Regions from separate parts of the Homo sapiens genome. Here region 2 is linked to region 1. A link is a contact called in ENCODE Hi-C or POLR2A ChIA-PET data. All regions are on one chromosome and are shown on one strand. The core of a region is the stretch at or near the end of the contact, and the rest is flanking DNA. Distances in the headings are between cores, read along the strand shown.

Region 1 (7,065 bases), core at 2,369-4,868:
AGTTATAATAATCTTGACCCTGTAAACACTCAACAATACATATTGTTGATAAGGTAGCCAGATATAAGAAAGCTCCATAGCTACAATAACATAAGAGAAACTAGATCAAAAAGGCATTTTCACAAATAAAAATTATTCTGGAAGTTATGATAATCTTGAACATGTATACACTCAACAATACATATGGTTGATAAGGTGAAGAATTACAAAAAGAAATTAATTCTACAGTCAAACTGGAGAATGTTAACACATTTGCACCTGATGCTAGCAATGTATTAAGCAAAAAAAAAAAAAAAAAAAATTCTGATCAGTCAGAGTTTATCCCAGCAATAGTGAATGGTTTAACGTTAGAAAATCTCTCAATGTACTTAAATACTTTTATGGTATAAAGGAAGAAAACCTACACAATCATTTTAATAGATGAAGAAGAGCATCTAATGATGATGAAAAGAATATCCATTATTGATTAAAAGAAAAAAAACTTTTAAGGTAGTAGAAATAAAAAGAAACTTATTTAACCAATAGACAGTAGACACTGAAAGCTTACAGAAAATAACATGTACGTGATACCTTAAAAGCCTTCTATTTAATGGTGGAAACATATACAATTCCTGCTTTTATTCTATACTGTATTGAACACCCCAGCTAATGCAATGGAACAAGCAAAAGAAATTAGAGGAATAAGAAGTGGATAACAAAAAATAAAATTGTCATTTATAAGTAATAACGTCTACTTAGAAGATCCAAGAATCTATACTTATCCAAAGACTCAGTATCCGTAATACATAAGGAAGACTTACAAATCAATAAGTTAAAGGCCAACAACCCAATAAAAATAGGGACAAAGGATATGAACAAGGAGGCCACAGAGATGACCAAAAAAACATGTGGAAGCATTCTCAATATCACCAGGTATCAATGAAACTTAAGATAGTAATGAGATTTTATTTTATATTATCAGATTGGCAAAAAATGTTAAAATTTCCCTATGGTAAGTGATGATGAGGAATATGTGAGGAATTCAGGAAATTTCATAAATTGCTGATGAGGATTATAAATTAGCATAGCGATTTCAAAGAGAACATTTTAAATATAGCAGTAAAATTGAAGCTGTCCATGTTCTAGGATCAGTGATCTCACTTCTAGGTATATTCCTAGAGAAATTCTTGCATATGTGCACACATTCAAGGCTGTTTATTAGAGCATTGCTTGTAATAGGGAAAAATCAGATACAATCTAATTGTCCATCAAAAGAAGGTTAGATTAATAAACTTGGCATTATCAAGAACTCTGTATTATTATACAATGTAATAATGTACAGTTGTTAAAAAGAATAAACATCAAAAATGAATCTCAGAAACACTGCTGAGTGAAAAAAGCAAAGTTGCAAATAGAAACAGTATATTATGCATTTATGTATAAAATAAAAAACAAACCAGTAGTGTATATTGCATCATGAGATACAGCCCAGATTCAAGAGAGCAATTACTGGAGGGGAAGAATGAGATTGGGTTGGACCGAGAGGGAGCTCCACTGTATCTACAGCATGTATTTATTTGTTTTTGTTTGTGTTTGTTTTGTTTTTTTTTGAGATGGAGTCTTGCTCTGTCACCCAGGCTGCAGTGCAATGGCGAGATCTGGGCTCACTGCAACCTCTGCCTCCAAGGTTTAAGTGATTCTCCTGCCTCAGCCCCCCAAGAAGCTGGGATTACAAGCGCCTGCATCACATCAGGCTAATTTTTGTATTTTTAGTAGAAATGGGGTTTCACCATGTTGGCCAGGCTAGTCTTGAACTCCTGACCTCAGGTGATCTACCTGCCTCGGCCTCCCAAGGTGCTGGGATTACAGGCATCAGCCATCACGCACGACAAGAGCATGTATTTAAAATAAACAAAAAGGACATGAAACAACCAAGGTAAACTGTAAACATTTACTGAATCCTGATGATGGGCACATGTTGGTTATATTAATCTTTGTGTTTTTCTGTATTGGTTGAAATTTTAATAATTTTTAAATATTTATAGAACAAATAGGTTTTTCTTGACAACCTCCCAAATGTTAATTCTTTACCAAAGCTTCTTCCAAAGGAAGTGATTAGTTCAGGGCCTTTTCCTTCTGTCTGTGGATGTGGAACTTTATCAGAGAAAGAAACCCCCCTCTCCCCAAACTCAGTGGCAAGTCCACAGCGGGGAAAGTCTAACTCCCAATTTTATTTATGAAGTCAATCATCCAAATCACCTCTCAGTCCTCAGCAGCTGAATTCAACACAATGATTAAGCCTAGAGCATCTTCCTAGAGAAGGTGGTAGTGATGCAGGACAAGCGAGCCCCGAGGTGGGGCTTAGCCCGCAAGGGTTCTTGGCTTTGCCCAGGAAGGAATTCAGGGGCAAGCCAGTGGTAGAATAAAAGAAAACAGCTTTATTGAAGTGGCAATGTTATAGTTCCGGCTGTGCTACAGCTCCGTGACTGCTTCTGTAGAGCAGGGCGACCACATAGGCAGAGAGTAGTAGGTCAGGGCAGTTTTGCATTCATATTTATATCTGCTTTTAATTACACGCAGTTTAAGGGGCAGTTTGCAGAAATTTCTAGGGAAGGGGTAGTAACTTTTGGGTCATCCGGTCACTGCTATGGAAAGGAGCAGGAACGCCTGGGTGTTGCCATGGCAATGGTAAACTGACATGGCACACTCATGAGCATGTCTTATGGAAAGCTGCTTCTGCCCCAATCCTGTTTTTGCTAGTCCTCAATTTTGTCCGATGTCTGAGCCCTGCCTCGGGGGTTGAGTCCCAACTTCTACCTCAGTAGGAAGATTTTTAAATGGCATAATTACAGAGATATAAAATTTATGTATGCATGTGACCAGAGGAAAAAATAAGACAGTGCAAAATATAAGTGGTGGTATAGGGACTTCACCTCCCACTCCCCCTCCACCCACTCTTTGCTGGATCAGCACCCAAGAGCAGAGCACAAGCCTTGGGCCATGGTAGGTTCTGAATGAGTAGTTGAGTGTATTAGCATTAGCACTGGTGCTGTTACCCATTGATTGGTTCATTCAAGCAAACATTCACCTTCCTTGTTTCATTCAGCAAGCACAAATGTTGAAGGAAATGTGGGAGAAGTAAAGTGCCTGTCTCAGGGCTTGGGGGATTTAAGGAAGTTGCTGTCATCAAAGAAAAGTTGCCTGATTCCCTCGGGAAAGGAGAAGAAGGCGGTGTGGTTCAAGGAGGAGACCTTGGCTTCAAGGAGGAGATCTCCGAGCACTTGGACACATCTCTGCAGTAATTAGCACAGAAGCACCATGAGTTATTTGTTATCTGACCCACAGTTTCTGAGGCCTGGTTGACTGGGTCAAATAGTCAGAGTTTCCGTAACCCTAAAATGAGTAACTCACAGGGTAAGACCCTTTTGGAGAACAACTGTGCCTTACTCAACACTTGTTAAACAACAACGAAATGATGGGGTGGTGGGGTGGAGGGATCTAGTTATTTTGTCTTTACTTAGAAGGGAAAAAAGAAGCAGGAAACCAAAAATACCCCTACAAGCAGCTGCCGCTAAACCATCACATTTTGGGACCTCAGATGCTTCTGCAAATGAAATGTTGGGCGCTGGTTATGTTCTAATCCTGGGAGTCTTCTCGGTCGACAACAGGCTTCCGGGCATGAAAGAGTTAACCACAAGCTCACCACAGAATGTCAACCTGATTAAAATAAAAGTTATCAGATTTAAAAGGGGGAAGTAGAAACACACTCTTTTTCTTTCTCTGAAATCTAAAAGCAGTTTTTCCTCAAATCTTTAAAACCAATTTCTTGGGATGGAGTCATATTTTTAGTAGAAATATGCTAAATTGGTGACTCCCACCCACAGTCTTTTCTGCAAGGAGAGAGACTCTTCTGAGAAACTGGAGCGAGGAGCTGAGGAAATTTTCAACTCAACGGAATTTCCCCTGAGACTGTAAAGAAACACAGAATAAGTAAGTATAACTTACAGGTAGAAACTTGACAAGAGGGAAACAGAAAAGAAGGAAAAAGAAAAAGTCATCAAAAATGATGGCAACCTCCAAAGTCATGATGCTAAGAGTTTCTCCTGGGAACCTCAGTCCAGTTGGTGTCAGGTGAGGGCCGGTCCTGTTAACACAAATCCTAATTGTCAGGCTGACCAAGCCCACGTGTCCAGAACCCTCTCCAGAGCTCTCCTCAGGGGTTCCCAGCAGCCAGGCTCACTCTGCCCTGCTCCTCACCCATCTCGCAGGGGAACCTCTTGTACCCCTTTTCCTTCCTGCTCTCAAGAATTCACACTCCGTTTTACACAAGACACACATTGCATACACTGTGTGTTGTTGACAGGGATCATGCCTTTTCACAGACAATGACAATCCAAATGTGGAAACACAGGGAGAAAACCATGGGAAGTGGGGAGCACTGATTGAGGTTCTGGGGTCCTGGCGCTTTCAGATACTACCATGATCTGCTAGTCTACTGTGATTTTGCTTAAGAAGGGTTCAGTAGAGACAAACAGCATCATAAAAGTGTCAAATCCGTGTGTTCACAGATGCTACCCCAGACATCGGGTAAGACAATGACATTTCAGGCACTGTGGGATTGATGGAGTGGACAGCATAGAGCAGAGAGCTTACGGTTGTAGGTTACGTGGTACCAAAAGCCCATGCCTGTGCTCCAGGGACTGTTCTCAGACACATAAATGCAACCTCAAGGCTTTTGCTGAGTTTAGTCTTTGTATTCATCTGTGAGTGGGTCAAAATGCCTGTCTGCTGCCCTGGCCCTCTTCTGCAGCCATGCTGAGAGGAAATACAGGCTTGCATTTCTCCAGAGTTCCTTGAAAGCATTGGTGCTCAACTATCCCTGCCTTAACACAAATTCTTAGTCAACACACAACATTTGATCTCTGATAGTTTCAGTGGGTGGGTTCTATTCTTTTCAACAGATACCTCAGGGTTAGTGGGGGTGAGCTCAGATGCTCCTGCAATGGGCATTCACACTGGGCTTCTTGGAGAGCTGAATTCCAAGGTGGCCACGTTTCCTAAGGACATGGGAACTTAAGATGCAGGCAGGGATCCCATGTCCTACTGGAAGGTTTAAAGACTTCCTCAGCACAGTGCTGAGAAGATCCTGCTTTTTACTCGGGTGTGGGACAAGTAGTTATGAAGCCACAGAATGTTAGGACTGAAAGGGACAAAGACCCTCTCCATGTCTCTGCATGCTTGCATGGAGAACATGCATTGTCCAAGGACCCTCAAATCCCTGCATGCCCTGCGCATGCCCTAACCCTGAGGAGGTGCTGAACCCTTGCTGATGTGCAGAAGGGGTTAATCAGACCATGTGGACACAGGTAGCCCAAGGAACAACCCCCATGCCAACAGCACTCCATCCCGACCTCATACCATGTGCACAGCACCTGATGCTGGTGGGGTCAGGAGTGTGGCCTGTGCCACACTCAGAACGCGGGATGAACATAGAGGAAACACTAGAATGGCAAAGGCTGGTTGTCACCTGGGGGCCTCAGAAGCCACGGCACCAGAGGAGAGCTCAGGAGTCAGCCTGCTCCAAAGCTCTTCCTGCCTGTAGCATGCACCCTGTGCCTCCGGGCCACCAAAAACAGCAATCACGTCAGCTGAGACGCAACACACTGCATGCCGAACACACAGGAGAGCTCACACGCACAAATGTTCTCGGCTTCCCAGACACCAATGAAGGAGCTTATTATGAATATGAAGGATAATTAACGTATCTATTATTTTATTAGACATCACAATTCAAATACAATAAAGTATATAAATATAAATATATAATAAATGAAATATATAAAATACCATCTTAGCTTATGAAATTATCTTATATGATAAAATAATTATACAGATATATAATAAGCAATTAGGGTATGTTATATAAAATACTATAGTATACTCATTAATATAATTAGTATATTATATGATAAATATATATAATAAAAGACATCATACACTAATAGAGTATAATAGTCAATATAATTAAAATTATTACTTATGCAGTAATTAATTATGAGGTGATGTGTTCTTCTCATCTCCGTTCTCTAGAGGCAGGAACTAAGGCACAGAGAGGCCCAGTGACTTGCCCAGAGACACACAGCCCCTCAGTGGTGGAGCTAGGACTTGGACCCAGGCAGCCTGACAAGTGCGTGCTCTTACGCACAAGTGTCTGCCTGTCCTCCCGCCTATCCTCCCTCATGTGCTGGCTGCATCCTGCTCCCGTGGCCCCTGACCCTCAACTGCCCTTGTCATGTGCCCGTCATGCATCACAGGAAGGCTGTCATGGGAGTCCTGAGGTGGGTGGTGATAAGTAAGCAAGAAGAGGGGTTGCTGGCGTTAAGAGATTTTAGAAGTTGGAATTGCCAAAAATTGAGGCTGGATTATTAGGTGCATGGAGGACAGCAAGGAAGAAATGAGGATTTTGCCCAGATTTCCTGGGCGATGGGGAGGATGGGGTGCCATTCATTGAGATAGCAAAGAGAGGAGAAAGAGTAGGTTCCAGGGAGGGAGGACAGTTCTGGATGTGTAGACTGAGCAGCCTGTGAGGCATCCACACGGAAAGGTCCGAGGGAAGGGCCTTTGGCCATGCAGACTAGAAGCCCAGCAAGTCACATTTAGTGAGCACCTACTGTGTGCTCTGGTCACTCTAGGCAGGCTAGCTTATGTAGCCTTACAGCACCCAGCAGGGTCTGTGTTATTCCCATTTTATACGAACAGAAGCTGAGGCCCACCGAGGTTAAAACCCTACCCTCATGGACTTCCATGGAGGTTACTCAATGCCCTATGGGTTTGCCTTTCTGCTTCCCTTCATTCTTCACATAAACCCAGTGCTTTCTCTTCTTCCTTCATTCTTCACATAAACCCAATGCTGTCTCTCCAAAGTACAAGCCATGCCCTGACTGAGACCCCTCTGGGATGTTCTGTTCCTTCCAGGACACAGTTTAAGCCCAGTGACATGGGGAGACTCCAAGACACAGCTCATGCCCAACTTCAAAATCTCTGCTTCCACTATGTGCCTGAGCTCTCCTGCCTTGCGGGACTCTG
Region 2 (7,065 bases), core at 3,375-5,874, 95 kb before region 1:
AACTCACATCCTGCATTCCTCAAGCTTCCAGGCCTTGGAGCCATTTCTGCCTTTACTGGGCTCGTGTCCCATTAGTGTGTGTGCTTGTGGTGTAAGGTTTTGTTTCATATTTGTTCCGGTATGCTTCTCTTTTTGACCAGGCTGTAAACTTCTTGAGGATTAGTACCAGGCTTAACTGTCAGGATCTCTAGTGGCTAGCGAGGGGAGAGACAGACGCCAGGGTCTCCTGTGACCCTCACGCCTCTGGGAAGGGAGTGCATGTGCCGTCATCCCCACTACAAAGATGAGGCAATGTCCGTGTGTGTAGTGTCTCCAAGTGACAGGGCCAGCAAAGGGTAGAATGGATGCTCAGCAAAGGGTAGAATGGATGCTCGACACTCAGGCTTTTAAGTTCTATCTTCTTTCCACTGCACAAAGATAGTATTTTGCAGATGCCACATGAATAGCACCGATAATAAGTGTTATGAAGGCTCAGAGGCAAATGATTTTGTACAACTGAGTCATTAGCCAAGGCTCCGGGGCTGGGCATGGTGGCTCACGCCTGTAGTCCCAGCACTATGGGAGGCCAAGGCGGGTGGATCACTTGAGATCAGGAGTTCCAGATCAGCCTGGACAACATGGCGAAACCCTGTCTCTATCAAAAATATAAAAATTAGCTGGGCATGGTGGCACGCACCTGTAGTCCCAGCTACTCAGGAAGCTGAGGCAGGAGAATCGCTTGAACTCGGGAGGCGGAGGTTGCAGTGAGTGGAGATCGTGCCACTGCACTCCAGCCTGAGCGACAGAGCGAGACTCTGTCTCAAAAAAAAAAACCCTCCAAAACTGAAACAACAGAGGCTCCTGGAGAAGGTAAACTTGATCTGGTTCTGGAAGGTGAGTTGGATGTAGGAGACTGTGAAGGAAGGACAGGGGCATTGGGCATTGGCTACGGGCTTGGCCTGTGAGGAGGCCGCAGGTGGGACGTGGGGGTGGAGGTGCTTGCAGCAGGGCCCGGCCCAGCCTTGGGGAGCTCTTGTTTCCACGGAACAGGCTGATTCCTGGGATCCTGAGGGTCTGATTGGGATTCTCAGCAAAGTTTTCTCCCCATGCAGAATGGGACAGGGGGAGGAAATTGTCAGCAGAACAGACTTCCTTTTGCAAGATGCCCCCCTCGAGCAGGAGGCAATGTTGCAGCATTGTCAGGCAGAACAGAGGGCTGCTTCTGAGGACAAGGGAGGGTGGGGGATCCTGTGAGTCCTCCAAATGTCCCCCTACATTTTTAATCCAGTACAGGAACCTCGCCCTTCTCCAATCAGTGCTCTCCCTTCAGCTGGGAAACCTGCTGGGGCCATGGATTCAGCTAATGTTCTTCCAACAACTTGACGGCTTAGACTGTTGTTTTTTTTTGGAGACTGTGTCTCCTCTGTCATCCAGGCTGGAGTGCTGTGGCATGATCTCGGCTCACTGCTACCTCCTGGGCTCAAGCAGTTCTCCCACCTCAGCCTCTTGAGTAGCTGGGACTACAGGCACATGCCACCACAACTGGCTAATTTTTGTATTTTTTGTAGAGACAGGGGTTTCGCCATGTTGTTTGGGCTGGTCTTGAACTCCTGGACTCAAGCGATCCACCTGCCTCGGCCTCCCAAAGTGTTTGGATTACAGGCATGAGCCACGGCGCCCAGCCAAAGGCTCAGACTCTTAAGATGGGTTTTCAGATATCCTGGCCTCGCATCTGTAAGGAATGAAATTCCGCGTTGTTCTAGGCAGTCTTTAGGTTTCAGCCTGTGGCTTGAATTCAGACTTTAGAGATTTGAACTTCTTATTCTCTAAGTTTTTCAGTGACATTAAAAGCAGCTACCCACTATGGGCTCAGATTTCTCATATCCATACGATTTCAGGATGGACGCAACATAGTCTCTGAGAGCCAGGCTTGCAGCAGGCATGACATCCCAGGCACCTCCTGGCGAACTAATTACCGAATTCCCTGGGCCGCTCCATTCCTGTCTCTGCATATCATCAGAACATTCACTCTTTTCTCTCGTCCCTAAGGCAGATAACCAGCCGCAGACACTCCTTATCTCCCCTCTTCTCCATAATTTGCAATACCCACTCCTGGTACCGAATTTCATATCAGCTAGGAACTTTTCAGTGACAAGTAATGAAAACAGAATCTGTTATAAAGAAAAAAAAATGTATTGGAAAGATACGAGGGGCTCATAGAATCCCGGAAAATGGGAGGCTTAGGTTTGGAATATGGTTAGGACCTAAAGACGCCTGGAGAGCCCAGAACAGGAGGCCCAGCAGCCAGTCAGAGCTTCTGAGGCCACTGCTGGCCACTGCCCTGTGAGTTCTGTGCTCTTCATTCTCTGTATTCAACAGCTTTGTAGTCTAGCTGAGAGGCCCTGGAGGCCACGCCCAGGCCAGGTGCCCACGCGTGGGGAGAGCAGGGAGAGGGGAGGTCAGCCCGTCTGTGTCAGTGGGTGATGAGGCACCCCAACAGGATGGAGGAGCCCCAGTGGAATTCTGCATTCCCATTCTTTCTCCTCCTTTGTGTGGAACATTTCTCCTTGGTGATTTTTTTTTTTTTTTTGAATTGGAGTCTCGCTGCGTCTCTCAGGCTGGAGTGCAGGGGTATGATCTCGGCTCACTGCAACCTCCACCCCCAGAGTTCAAGTGATTCTCCTGCCTCAGCCTCCCAAATAGCTGGGATTACAGACGCTCACCACCACGCCAGGCTAATTTTTGTGTTTTTAGTAGAGATGGGGTTTCACCATGTTGGCCAGGCTGGTCTCAATTTCCTGACCTCAGGTGATCCACCCGCCTCGGCCTCCCAAAGTACTGGGATTACAGGCATGAGCCACCCTGCCCGGCCATCCTTGGTGATTCTTTTAATGCATTTTAAAATATTGAAAATATATATTTTATTTTGTTTATACAAGGCACAATGTCAAAATACAAATCATATATAATGTGTAGATATAACAGACAAGGAAGTATAAATGCATATATATGTAAAATGGCGCTGAGATGAGTTTTCTTCTTCCTGAATCCTTCGATGGAGAGGATTCACTGGGCTTAGCATCTCCTCCACCTTTTCCGGCTCCCTGTCAGTGCGTGCAGCACAGCTGGAGACAGGGTCATTGGGAGGAGCCCAAACGCTGGTGTCTTCCCTATAGACATCTCCCACGCCAGGAGGAGCCTTGTAATTGACAGAGAGCCTCAGGTATGTCACTTTTCTCTGTGAGCTGCAAGTCAGGATGAGGGACGGACGGTTTCAGGAGAGGAGGAGGTGTTTCATCCTGAATAGCTAAGAACAGCACCACTAGAATGGGTGGATTTACAGTCACTTAGGGAAGTAAAGTGTCAATTAAATCCCCCGGTAATATAGTGCCTAATATTACCTAAAATATGCACACATTGAGTTCTGATTAGTGCCTAGCAGTGTGAGGTGGGGGAGGCTGTGATTTGGGTCGGGCTGGTCCTGCCTGCAAGGAGCACAGCCCTGGGGTGAGACAAACCCGCAGTACTCGGGGAGTCCGCTCTGTGCTGTGAAATTCCAAGCCAGGAGGTGGCAGCCTCAGCCAAGAGGAAGAAGTCCTTGGGGAACAGGGGGGTGAGCAGTGAGAAACAGGGTGTCTTTTGATCCCTGCTCTCCCACTTCCTAATGTCTGAAGAAGGGTTTAAACGGGGAAAGTCACACCACAAGATATATTTTAAAAAGTTAGGCAGGAAGAAAATGGAAATCTGCATCTATACAAGGGAATAAAGAACGTAAGTGGTTTTAAAAAAGTGGTGGGGGGAGTTAAGAGTCTTATTTCTTGCCAGGCACGGTGGCTCAAGCCTGTAATCCCAGCACTTTGGAGGCTGAGGCGGTTGGATCACCTGAGGTCAGGAGTTCGAGACCAGCCTGGCCAACATGGTGAAACACTGTCTCTGCCAAAAATACAAAAATTAGCCAGGTGTGGTGGTGTACGCTTGTAATCCCAGCTACTTGGGAGGCTGAGGCAGGAGGATCACTTGAACCCAGGAGGTGGAGGTTGCAGTGAGCTGAGATTGCACCATTGCACTCCAGCCTGGACAGCAGAGCAAGACTCTGTCTCAAAAAAAAAGTCTTATTTCTTGATCAAGAAAAATCAAGGCAAAATATAAAAGGTGAAGAGTAATCCTTTTTCTTCAAGGCAAATGTGTAGGGCAGGGAAGGAGAGAAGAGGAGGAGATGTGAATCATTTAGACTTGTGGCAGCTGAAGACGTGGGGACTGAAGGCCTCACAGCTATAGAACTTTCTTTTTTTATTTTGGACTCAGGAGAACATGTACAGGTTGTTACACGGGTATATTGTGTGATGCTGAGATTTAGAATACGGTGCTCCCATCACCCTTCAGAGTTCTGTGTACTCTTTCCATTTCAACATAAAAATAAAAAAGGACGGACTCTTCCCAGCACCTGGCAGATGCTGACCTCCTGGTCATTCTGCCCATTCATTCACCCAAATATTTGCTGGCATTTACTGAGTGCTGAGGACTGAAAGGCAATTGCACTTCCTGATGGCCCTGAAAGGTACAGTGGATGGGTGCCAAAGGACCTGTGTTGATTCCTTCCTTCCCTTTCATCATTCCTGGCCGCTTGAACCTGGGCCAGCCTTGTGACTCGCTTCGACGGATAGAATGCCACAAAAGTGATGCGTGCCAGTGTCTGGACCAGCCTGTCAGGGGCCTGGCAGTTTCTATGTTCTTTCAGCCAGTGTGACTAGCCTGAGCCCACCGTGCTGTGAGGAAGCCCAAGCAGCCACGTGGAGAAGCCTCCTCTGATTTTGATGAAGGCATCTAAGCTGAAGGCAGGCAGATATCGGTGAAAAAAATGGTCAGGTGTGGTGGCTCATGCCTGTAATCCCAGCACTTTGGGAGGCCGAGGCAGGCAGACTGCTTGGGCTCACAAGTTCAAGAGACCATCCTGGCCATCATGGCAAAACCCTGGCTCTACTAAAAATACAAAAAATTAGGCGGGCATGGTGGTGGGCACCTGTAGTCCCAGCTACTCGGGAAGGCTGAGGCAGGAGAATGGCATGGACCCAGGAGGCGGAGCTTGCAGTGAGCCGAGATTGTGCCACTGCACTCCAGCCTGGGCGACAGAGCAAGACTCAGTCTCAAAAAAAAAAAAAAAAAAAAAAAAAAAAAAAATATTAGCCAGGTGTTGTGGTGTGTGCCTGTGCCTGTAGTCCCAGCTACTCCAGAGGCTGAGGCATGAGAATTGCTTGAGGCGGAGGTTGCAGTGAGCCAAGATTGCATCACTGCACTCCAGCCTGGGTGACACAGTGAGACTCTGTCCCCTCCCCCACAAAAAAAGAAGTCAGTGAAAAATGGCACTTTGAGAATGTCTGATGACATGTGGATTGGGCACTATGCCCATGCCCCATCTCCCAAATGCTCACAGTGGCTCCCTCTTCCCCCTGGCTGTACAAGGGGCAGTTGGTGGCTGGTTTTCAGCCAGGACTGCTCCCCTCCCGCCCCACCTACACTTCTTATTACTTTTGTTTTTTAAAAAAATTTTGGCTGGGCGCCGTGGCTCACGCCTGTAATCCCAGTACTTTAGGAGGCCGAGGTGAGTGAATCACTTGAGATTAGGAGTTTGAGACCAGTCTGGCCAACATAGCAAAACCCTATCTCTACTAAGAAAATATAAATATTAGCAGGGTGTGGCGGCACATGCCTGTAGTTCCAGCTACTTGGGAGGCTGAGGTAGAATTGCTTGAACCTGGAAGGCAGAGGCTGCAGTGAGCTGAGATCTCGCCATTGCACTCCAGCCTGGGTGACAGAGCAAGACTGCTTCAAGAAAAAAATTTTTTTTATAGAGATGGGGTCTCACTATGTTGCCCAGGGTGTTCTTGAACTCCTGGGCTCGATCAATCCTCCTGCCTCGGCCTCCTGAAGTGCTGGGATCACAGGTGTGAGTCACTGCGCCCAGTGTCCCAGCTCCTGCTCTGATCCAGCTCTGGCATTAACCAAGCTTCATGGCTGCAGGCAGAACAATTTCTCCAGTCCTCAATTTCTCATCTATAAAATGAGGAGGTGGGGTTAGGCCCATGATTTTAGAAATAAATGTCAAAAACAGCAAAGAAAGTAAGAGAAGAAGAAGGGAAGAGACGATGTGTATACCACTGGGGAGCTGAGCCCAGACTTGCCACTGTGTGGATTAGATAATGCTGCTTCTCCTCACATGGAATTGTGGGAAATTCCCCAAAACTGTGACCGGAGCCAGCTTTAGGCAAGGCTTTTTCTCCTTCTGGAAAGAACACCTGAACTCAGTCACCTTGGACTCTGCCTTCCTACTCTTTCTCCTCCTTTATGTGGAACATTTCTCCTTGGTGATTCTCTTAATGCATTTTAAAAATATTGAAAATAGATGTTTTATTTTGTTTATACAAGGTACAATGTCAAAATACAAATAATATATAATGTATAGATATAATAGACAAGGAAGTATAAATATAAACGCATATATTCGTAAAATGGCACTGAGTTGAGTTTTCTTCTTCCTGAATCCTTCAATGGAGAGGATTCGCTGGGCTCAGCATCTCTCCCACCTTTCCCAGGTCCCTGTCCATGTGTGCAGAGCAGCTGGAGACAGGGTGGTTAGAAGCCCAAACGCTGGTGTCTTCCCTGTAGACGTCTCCCACGCCAGGAGAAGCCTTGTAATTGACAGAGAGCTTTGGGTATGTCACTTTTCTCTGTGAACTGAAAGTTAGGATGAGGGACGGAAGATTCGGGGCAGGGTTTTTATTTCATTACCACATGTATTCCAGGCAGCTCACACTGTAATGAAATAAAAATCCTGCTCAGAAGCCTTTGGTCTCTCCTGGGAAGCTGGGCCCTGGGTCCAAGGCACGACAGGCAGGCAGGTGGTGCCCATGGGAATGCGGAGAACCTGCTCCCTCGCGCAGGAGGCGCCGACCCGGCAGTCCGTGAGATCCTGCTGGGACTTCTGAGAGGCCTGGTGAGCTTGCTCCTGGAGCCCGCTTCCTTGCACCTCTTCTCAGTCGTCTTTAGCTAAAGCAGAGAGGCTCCTTCACTCCGGACTTAGCTGGGCTG

Evidence for each region. Hi-C counts contacts between places; a loop is a spot of excess contacts on that map. ChIA-PET counts read pairs that join two places held with the same protein, here RNA polymerase II (POLR2A). Pooled maps may share reads with other maps.
Region 2: a loop to region 1 is called in a pooled map, with 2.2 times the contacts of the local background. The contact joins two enhancer-like sites. A Hi-C loop is called at or near these places in 9 of 168 maps with a recorded cell type or tissue (Caco-2, K562, PC-3 and 6 more), 1 of 37 single-sample maps with no recorded cell type and 16 of 50 pooled maps. POLR2A ChIA-PET finds 5 or more read pairs at or near these places in 3 of 52 experiments (IMR-90, activated CD4-positive, alpha-beta T cell and naive thymus-derived CD8-positive, alpha-beta T cell).

What each region holds. Positions count from the first base shown.
Region 1 is chr10:6,041,868-6,048,932 of GRCh38, forward strand. The region is part of intron 1 of IL2RA (interleukin 2 receptor subunit alpha); the gene reads right to left. Among named protein-coding and RNA genes, the nearest start is that of IL2RA-AS1, 10 kb to the left of the region's middle. Within about 2 kb of position 3,619, at least 3 of the 41 ENCODE cell types and tissues checked have a DNase peak (open chromatin) inside an H3K27ac peak, as active enhancers do.
Region 2 is chr10:5,946,017-5,953,081 of GRCh38, forward strand. IL15RA (interleukin 15 receptor subunit alpha) reads right to left here. Exons shown (of 7, transcript NM_002189.4): 7 at 6,368-7,065. Among named protein-coding and RNA genes, the nearest start is that of IL15RA, 28 kb to the right of the region's middle. Within about 2 kb of position 4,625, at least 19 of the 41 ENCODE cell types and tissues checked have a DNase peak (open chromatin) inside an H3K27ac peak, as active enhancers do.